Linked DNA regions of Homo sapiens: region 1 is linked to region 2. A link is an interaction called in ENCODE POLR2A ChIA-PET data of the cell type or tissue named here. Cell type or tissue: K562. All regions are shown on one strand.

Region 1 (4,000 bases), 54 kb before region 2:
AGAACCACTTGACAGATATCTCCCTCTGACTGTATTTTCATTCAAGTCATTTTTCTCCAAGTCACACTCCAGCCAAGACAACATCAAGACAACCTTGTTCTCTCCTCCTCCAAATCTTCTCCTGACCCAAATTGTCAAAACCATGACTTAAAGAGTGACATCACCACTGACCTTACAAAAGGTACAATGGTTATAGGGAATAATGCGAACAATAAATGCCAAAATTATGGATGACTTAAATGAAGTGGATAAGTATCTGGAAATACATAAATTATCAAAATCGATTCATAAAGGAGAAAATCTGAATAGATCTATGACACATAAATATATTGAATTAGCAATTTAAAATCTTCCTGCTAAGAAAAGCCCACCTAGTACAAATGACTTCACTGGTAAATTCTATCAAGTTTTTATGGAAGAAATGACACCAATCATACACAATCTCCTTCAGAATATAGAGGAGAAGCAAACATTTCCCTACTACCTATTTGAGGCCTGAATTACTCTGATACCAGAGCCCGACAAAGGCATGACAAAAATATCCTATAGACCTATGTCCTGCATGAACATGGACACCAATTCCTCGGTAATGTTTCAAACAACATTCTCATGCAGGAGCTGTCCTTATGCATGCAAGGGCATTGCGACTTCCATTCCCTCATTTGCCTTTTACTTACATCTTGAGAATCTCCCTTCTTCACCTTGATTTAATATTTCTGTGGAATGTTTTCCCTCAGCTCTGGTACCAGAACCAAGGTTTTGGAAGCCAGAGAGAGGAAAGGGTGATGGGAGAGGTGATGCATATTTCTATAACTGTGTGTTAAGAGTTCACTGTGGGCTGGGCATGGTGGCTCACACCTGTAATCCCAGCACTTTGAGAGGCTAAGGCCAGCGGATCACTTGAGGTCAGAAGGTCGAGACCAGCCTGGCCAACACGGTGAAACCCTGTCTCTACTAAAACTACAAAAATTCATCAGACATGGTGGCAGGCAATCCCAGCTACTCCAGAGGCTGAGGCAGGAGAATCACTTGAACCTGGAAGGTGGAGGTTGCAGTGAGCCAAGATGGTGCCACTGTACTCTAGCCTGGGTGACACAGTAAGACTTCAAAAAAAAAAAATTTACTGTGAATCCTTCTTTGTACTGCTTTGTGAAACAGACTTGGGAGTGGGGGGAATTGTCCTTAATTTGTACTTGGATTTTTGTGGTTTTATAATTTGAAGTGGTTTTTTTTCTAGGCAGCATGTATAGTTGAGTCTTGTTCATTTCAACATGACAATCTCTGCCTTTTAATTGTGATATTTAGACTATTTACAATTAATGTGATTAGTAACATAATTTGGTTGAAATATGCCAACTTGCCCTTCATTTTCTATTTGTGCCATATGTTCATTGCTTCTCCTTCCCTTTTTCTGTTTCCTTTTTTTGACTGATTTTTAAAAATTATTTCTTTTTATCTCCTTGCTGGTTTAAGTGATGTTTAATTTTAAGTGTTAGATTGACTAGGTATAGTGCCTAGTTGATTTTGTCAAATACGAGTATAGAAGTTGGCACGAAGATAATTTTCAGATGTGATTAACATTTATATCTGTAGACTTTATATAAGCACACTGCTCTCCACAATGCATGTGGGCATCATTAATGAGCTGAAGGTTTTCAGAGCAAATACTGAGGATTCCTGAAGTCCCACCTTGCAGAATTCAGACTCAAAACTGCGAGATCAACTCTTACCTAAATGTCCAGCCTTCAGCCTGCCCAGTAGATTTCATCCTAGTCAGCCACAATTGTATGAACCAATTTCTTCTCCATATATATGTACCTAGATATGTATATACACACATATACATTATATGTACACATGCATATACACATATATACATTATACATATATACACACATACATATCCTATTGATTTTGTTTCTGTGGAGAACTCTAATATGGCTTACTAGCCATAATTATTTCTGTTAAAAGGGTTTATCTTTGGGAGGCCGAGGCGGGCAGATCACGAGGTCAGAAGATCGAGACCATCCTGGCTAACACAGTGAAACCCTGTCTCTACTAAAAATACAAAAAAGTTAGCCGGGCGTAGTGGTGGGTGCCTGTAGTCCCAGCTACTTGGGAGGCTGAGGCAGGAGAATGGCGTGAACCCAAGAGGCGGAGCTTGCAGTGAGCCAAGATCGTGCCACTGCACTCCAGCCTGGGCGACTGAGCCAGACTCCAAAAAAAAAAAAAAAAAAAAAAGTTGATCTTAATGATTGCTTGGGTTTACAGTACGTATATAACTTATCAAGGTTTACCTTCAAGTGTTATTATATATTCACATATAGTATAAGACCATTATAACATGTTGTTCATCCCTTCAGCTTTTGTGCTTTGTCACATAATTTACTTTCATTTTCATTACAAATCACAATGTATTTACGTTAGCTTTTCTTTGAAGTGTTAATTATCTTTATTAGACATTAACACAATTCAGAGGTTTCTATGTTTATCCTTGTGGTTACTATATCTGATGTTTTCATTTTTCGGTATAAATTCACATTTCATTGTGGTATCATTTTCCTTCTGTCTAGGGATGTCCTTGACCATTTCTAATTGTAAGAGTCTGATAGCAACCAATTCTTTAATTTGGCATATGTCTGGAAAGGGTTTATTTTGTCTCCTTTTTTGAAAGTTTTTGTTTGTTTGTTTTTATTAAAAAAATTCAAGGTTGGCAGGCCCAGTGGTTCACACCTGGAGTCCCAGCACTTTGGGAAGCTGATGCGGGCAGATTGCTTAAGTGCACAAGTTTGAGATCAGCCCGGGCAACACGGTAAAACCTCATCTCTACAAAAAATACAAAATTACCTGGGCATAGTGTTGCACGCCTGTGGTCCCAGCTACTTGGGAGGCTGAAGTGGGAGGATCATGTAAGCCCTGGATGTTGTGAACTGAGATTGTGCCACTGCACTCCAGCCTGGGTGACAGAGTAAGACCCTGTCTCAAAAAAAAAAAATAAAGAAAAAAAGAAAAGAAAAGAAAAGAAAAAGAAAGAAAGAAAATGAAAAGAAAAGAAAAAGAATTCAAGGTTGACAGGATTCTTCTTTTAGTGTTTTCAAGACATTGCTCCGCCGTCTTCTTTCTTGCATTGCTTTTAATGAGAACTGCTCTTAGCATTATTATTTAGGTGACTCTTCATCACTGGATTTTATTAATTTGATTATGATTTATGTTGGAGTTGTTTCCTTCATGTCTCCTATACTTGAATTTTGTTGAGCTTCTTGGATATTTCAGTTTATGGTTTTCACCAAAGGTGAAAAATATTTGGCCATTATTTATGCAAATACTTTTTTCTATTTCTCCTCCACCCATTTCTATTTCAAACACTAATTACACATACTTTAGGCTGTTTGAAGTTGTCCTACAACTCACTGATACTCTGTTCCTTTCTATCATTAATTTCCATAATTATTTTTCCCATATGTGTTTCATCTTGGACAATTTCTACTGCTGTATTATACAATTTGCTAATCTTTTTTTTTGCAGCTAATCTTTTTTTTTGCAGCTAATCTTTTTTCTGTTGTCAAACTCACCCAGTGTATTTTCTAAATTTCAGACATTGTAGTTTTCATCTTTACAAGTTCAATAATTCCTCTTTTTCGGTTTTCCATGTTTTCACTTTACATGTTCAATTATTCCTCTACTTCTTCTTCAAACAAGAATAAAATTATAATAATTGTGTGTGTATTGACTCCTGATTCACCCTTTTCATAGCCTACCTGGAGACCTGGAGGGAAGGGCAGCCTCAAGGTCTCATATCTGGGTGAACAGGGCAAGACCTGCTCATGAATTTGTCCACAGTTTTTTCCTGGAGCTGAAGAAAGAGTGTGACAGATGGAGAAAAGGTTTTTGTCTCACTTCCCCTTCTGCCTGTGTCACCGCGGAATGAGTACGACTGCTGTCCCATGACTGACAGTAATAGTCAGCCTTGTCTTCAACCTGAATCCCAGTGATGGTCAGG
Region 2 (4,000 bases):
CATCTCTACTAAAAATACAAAAATATAGCCGTGTGTGGGGGCGTGTGCTTGTAATCCTAGCTACTTGGGAGGCTGAGGCAGGAGAATCGTTTGAACCCAGGAGGCAGAGGTTGCAGTGAGCCAAGATTGCGCCACTGCACTCCAAAAAAAACACCTGAAGGACCTGGTGCAGATACTTCGGGGGTCCCCACTGGGATTCTATGACTAGAGAGGAGGGTGCAGACCACCCACCTGATGAGCTCAGAGGCCACTCTGGCCTGTGCAGCCCACAAGGACCATAAGAACCAGTAGACAGGACATGCAGAAATATCTCCCCAATTCATGTCTGGACCCTAGGAGTCATGCTGGGCCCCAGTCTTTTCACTTCTCCCTTATACTGGGAGGAAGGACAGCACCTTTGTGCAAATGTGCCCCTGGTGCTGCTTCCTCCAGTGCCACTGGACAAACTGGCAGTGTGAAGCTGGACAGAGGAGTGTCACTGCCTCACAGGGAGATTGCACAGCTCAGAGATTACACAACTCACACTTGATCGCGGTTCCTCCTCCTCCCTTGGATCTCCTGGAAGCGGGGATCCCATGGAAGCTTCCCTAACTGTTGGACTTACTCAGTTTTCCTGTTTTTCCATGGTTTATGTGAAGCTTATCAGCCCTTTCTAACACTTAGATTGTTTGATAGGGAGGGAAATGAAACTCTTTCTAAACTCCTCACATAAGGGCTACCAATTCCTGCTTGCTTGGAGCTGAGCAGGTTCTTCCCCAGACAGAGTCAGGGACTTACAAGACTAAAAATGAAAATGACAGTGAACTTTAGATTCTCTGTGAAGGCTATTTGAGGTAATGAATGAGAGCTGCTGCGGCCTTTGCTGTGCCCAGTAGCTGCTTGATAATTAGGGACATTGACAATGACCTTTATTACTAATCTCAGTCTCCCGCAGCTGATGAGTGAAGATGATTGCCTGGGAATTAAAGGAAATGTAGAACAAATTGTAGTTTAACCCGGTTTTCACAAAGGCCATTAGGTGTTGAGGGTGAAAAGTAGGAGAAAGTCTCCAGAGAGAGAACCAAAATGGAAAACATCCTTCAACGAATTACAGCCTCCTTACGCAGGCCACAGTAAACAAAGTCAGGCCGCAAGACATTCCAGCTGGACACTTGCCAGTAGAATATAAGAATTGTAGGGACTTCACAGTGCATGAGGCAGAGAATGGCCTGGAGAATTCTTTGGGTGGAGAGGTTCCAAAACTTCAAAAGCACCAGTGGGTGATCAGGCCCAGGATAGGAATCATCCCTAAGCAGATCCTTAAATGCCAAATATAACTTCAATTTTTTGTGACGGAAAATGTATTTGTGCACTGTGCCTAGCATGGAAATAGAGAAAAACTGAGTCTAATTGATAGGCCTGATTGCATCTCGCTGACCAGAATCTCTGTACCTGAGCAGCTTAGGGGCAAGAAAGAACAGCTGTTTTCTTGAAGTGTGGAAACATTAGTAATACTTAGGAAGGGGCTGGCCATTGGAGATTATGTTTGTGGTAAAGGCCTGACCTGCTGCTTGTGAACAGCCCCAGTGTGGAAGAGGACACCTAACCATAAAGAGAAGGTCTTCTGACAACTTCTTTAATTGCAGGGATGTGTGCTTTCAGCCCTTGTTTATTTCTTTCCTGGCTCCAAGATTCCTAAGAAACCACAAGGTCTTTCAGACTTGAAAATGTTGCTGTCCTAGGTTTGGTCACCAATATTACTCTCTATCCCACCTCTCCAGCCCACATTCCTAGATTTAATCTTGTCAAGGCTGTTTGCCAAGAGGATCCTGACTTTCTGGGAGAAAACACCCTTTCCCTCTAGGGAGGGAGGAAGATTGAACTCCCTCCCTGCCTCAGTGATTACCTTGGCTTTACTGGAACTATCTTTCATCTTCCTTAGCCATTCCCCTTTTTAATTTCTCTACTCCATCCAGGCCAAAGTCTTTCAATTCCGCCCCCAAAAAAACCTATCTGTCTTTGTGGTAATCCACTCAGTCCCATTACAAATGCCCAGCCTTACTTCTGACTAACTCCTAATTGTAGTGTAATTTTGACCCACCTTCCTTCAGGACAGCCTTGACTTTCAAAGTCTGGAAGACCAGCCACCCCTCTGTTGTTCCTCCCTTTTTCCTTGGATAGGCATGTGATTTGCTGTGTTAGGGAACATGGGGTATAAGTGACAATTTGATACTTGGGGATTGTTTGGGAGTGGGAAGGGGTGATGTCATGATGCTCTTCATAAAGCTATCTTAACTGGACTATTTGGGTAATTTTGATGTGGCCAAAAATTCCCCTAACAGTTATACTCTCTGGGTGGTTTTGTTCACTTTTTCTTTCCTTTTTGTAAATAGACATCCCATTCAATCAGTTGAACCTGAAGTAAGTAAAAAACCCCATCAGGATTCACTGGCTGGAGATCCAGGAATGTAATTAGATTTGGCTCTTCCGTTGGCAGCGTGGAGTTGAAAGGGGAGGTATGCCCAGAAAGGCCTGTAATAGCTTCAGAGGGGCCAGAGGAGGGACCCAGAGGCCATGGAGTCAATGTTGTGGTCTTCCCAGAGGTCTGGGCAGATGGCTTCTGCACCACAGCTGGGTCTGGTGAGTCGGGAGCCTCAGGCTATGGCCACTGCCTCCTTCTACTGTCACCTCAGGGTCTCCACGGGCCATGAGGGCCAATGCTGCTTAGATGGTTTTCCTTTTTCTTTCCTTACAAAGGAACAGGCTTTGTTCTTGTCTCTAAATGTAGTTTTGCCTTAATCCCAAACATTTTTATTTGGTTATTGGATTGATTTCTTAATTGATACACAATAATTGTACATATTTATAGGGTACATGTGAAATTTCAGTTTATGCATATATAGTATGTAATGATCAAATTATGGTAATTAGTATAACCATTACCTGGAACATTTATTATTTATATTGAATCCCAAACATTTTGATTTCTGCCATTTTGTATATGTTAAAAATAATTTCTTAAACGGCTTTTTTTTTTTTTTTTGGAAAATAAAAGACATCTACTTTGAATTTTACTTTATTACAATTTAAATAGTATGTGGCAAGCAATTATAATTTGCATCATTTATGATTTTTTAAATCAGTGATTTACTAGTTAGGCTTTTTTTTAACTACAAGGTTAAAAAATATTCCATTTTAACTACAAGGTTAAAAAATATTCCATTTTAACTAAAAGGTTAAAAAATATTCCATAGATTTTTTTCTTTTTCTTTTCAGATGCTTTGGAATTAAAGACATTTTCTTTCTTTTTTTTCTTTTTTTTTTTTTTAATAGAGATGAGGTCTCCTTGTGTTGCCCAGGCTGGTCTTGAACTCCTGGGCTCAAACCATTCTCCCACCCTGGCCTCCCAAAATGCTGGGATTACAGACATGAGCCACTGTGCTGGAGGGTGGAGGCTTTTTCAAGATATCTAGTATACAAGATGGTAACTGTAGTTAATAATGTATTGTATACATGAAAATTGCTAAGAGTATATTTCAAGTGTTCTCACCACACATATGTGAGATCATATGTATGTTAATTAGCTTAAGGTACCTATTCTACAATGTATACATATTTCAGAGCATCATATTGTACACCATAAATATACACAATTTTTATTTCTCCATTTTAAAACTAATGTTTTGGGAGAAAAGAACCAGGCTTTGTTTTACTGTGAAGTGTTTGCTCCGCTGATTTCCATGTCAAAGTAGTAACTCTTAATATACGTAAAAGAGACGCACTTAAAATACATGTCTCAGAATGTTTTTTTTTTATTGTACTTCCAATTGCTATGTAATACTGTTGTGCTGCTTCTGTAGTTTCTCATTTAAAATTTTTTAGTGAAACATAATGGCATCCATTGTGCATTGTGTGTGTGTTCCTCATCTTTCCCATCTGGCTTATTTGTTGGAGCAGAGAAGGATGCTGTCCTGGGCTATGTGACACTCCCATTTGAATTGCCTTTGAGTGATCATCAGAA

What was found. ChIA-PET counts read pairs that join two places held together with the same protein. Peaks named below come from ENCODE experiments on the same cell type or tissue, not always from the same donor. Only the 100,000 strongest peaks of a DNase experiment are listed, where the experiment ranks them.
Region 1: POLR2A ChIA-PET joins it to region 2 with 5 read pairs; 2 of 35 experiments call an interaction of 5 or more read pairs at or near these places.

The regions. Positions count from the first base shown.
Region 1 is chr22:22,605,108-22,609,107 of GRCh38, reverse strand. It overlaps IGL and the pseudogene IGLV3-31. Among named protein-coding and RNA genes, the nearest start is that of GGTLC2, 38 kb to the left of the region's middle. In K562, no CTCF peak of the experiment used is centred here; no DNase peak of the experiment used is centred here; H3K27me3 peaks cover 1,274 bases.
Region 2 is chr22:22,551,428-22,555,427 of GRCh38, reverse strand. The region is part of intron 3 of PRAME (PRAME nuclear receptor transcriptional regulator); the gene reads left to right. It also overlaps IGL. Among named protein-coding and RNA genes, the nearest start is that of PRAME, 5.8 kb to the left of the region's middle. RefSeq lists a silencer at 1,067-1,264. In K562, no CTCF peak of the experiment used is centred here; DNase peaks (open chromatin) are centred at 1,507 and 2,567.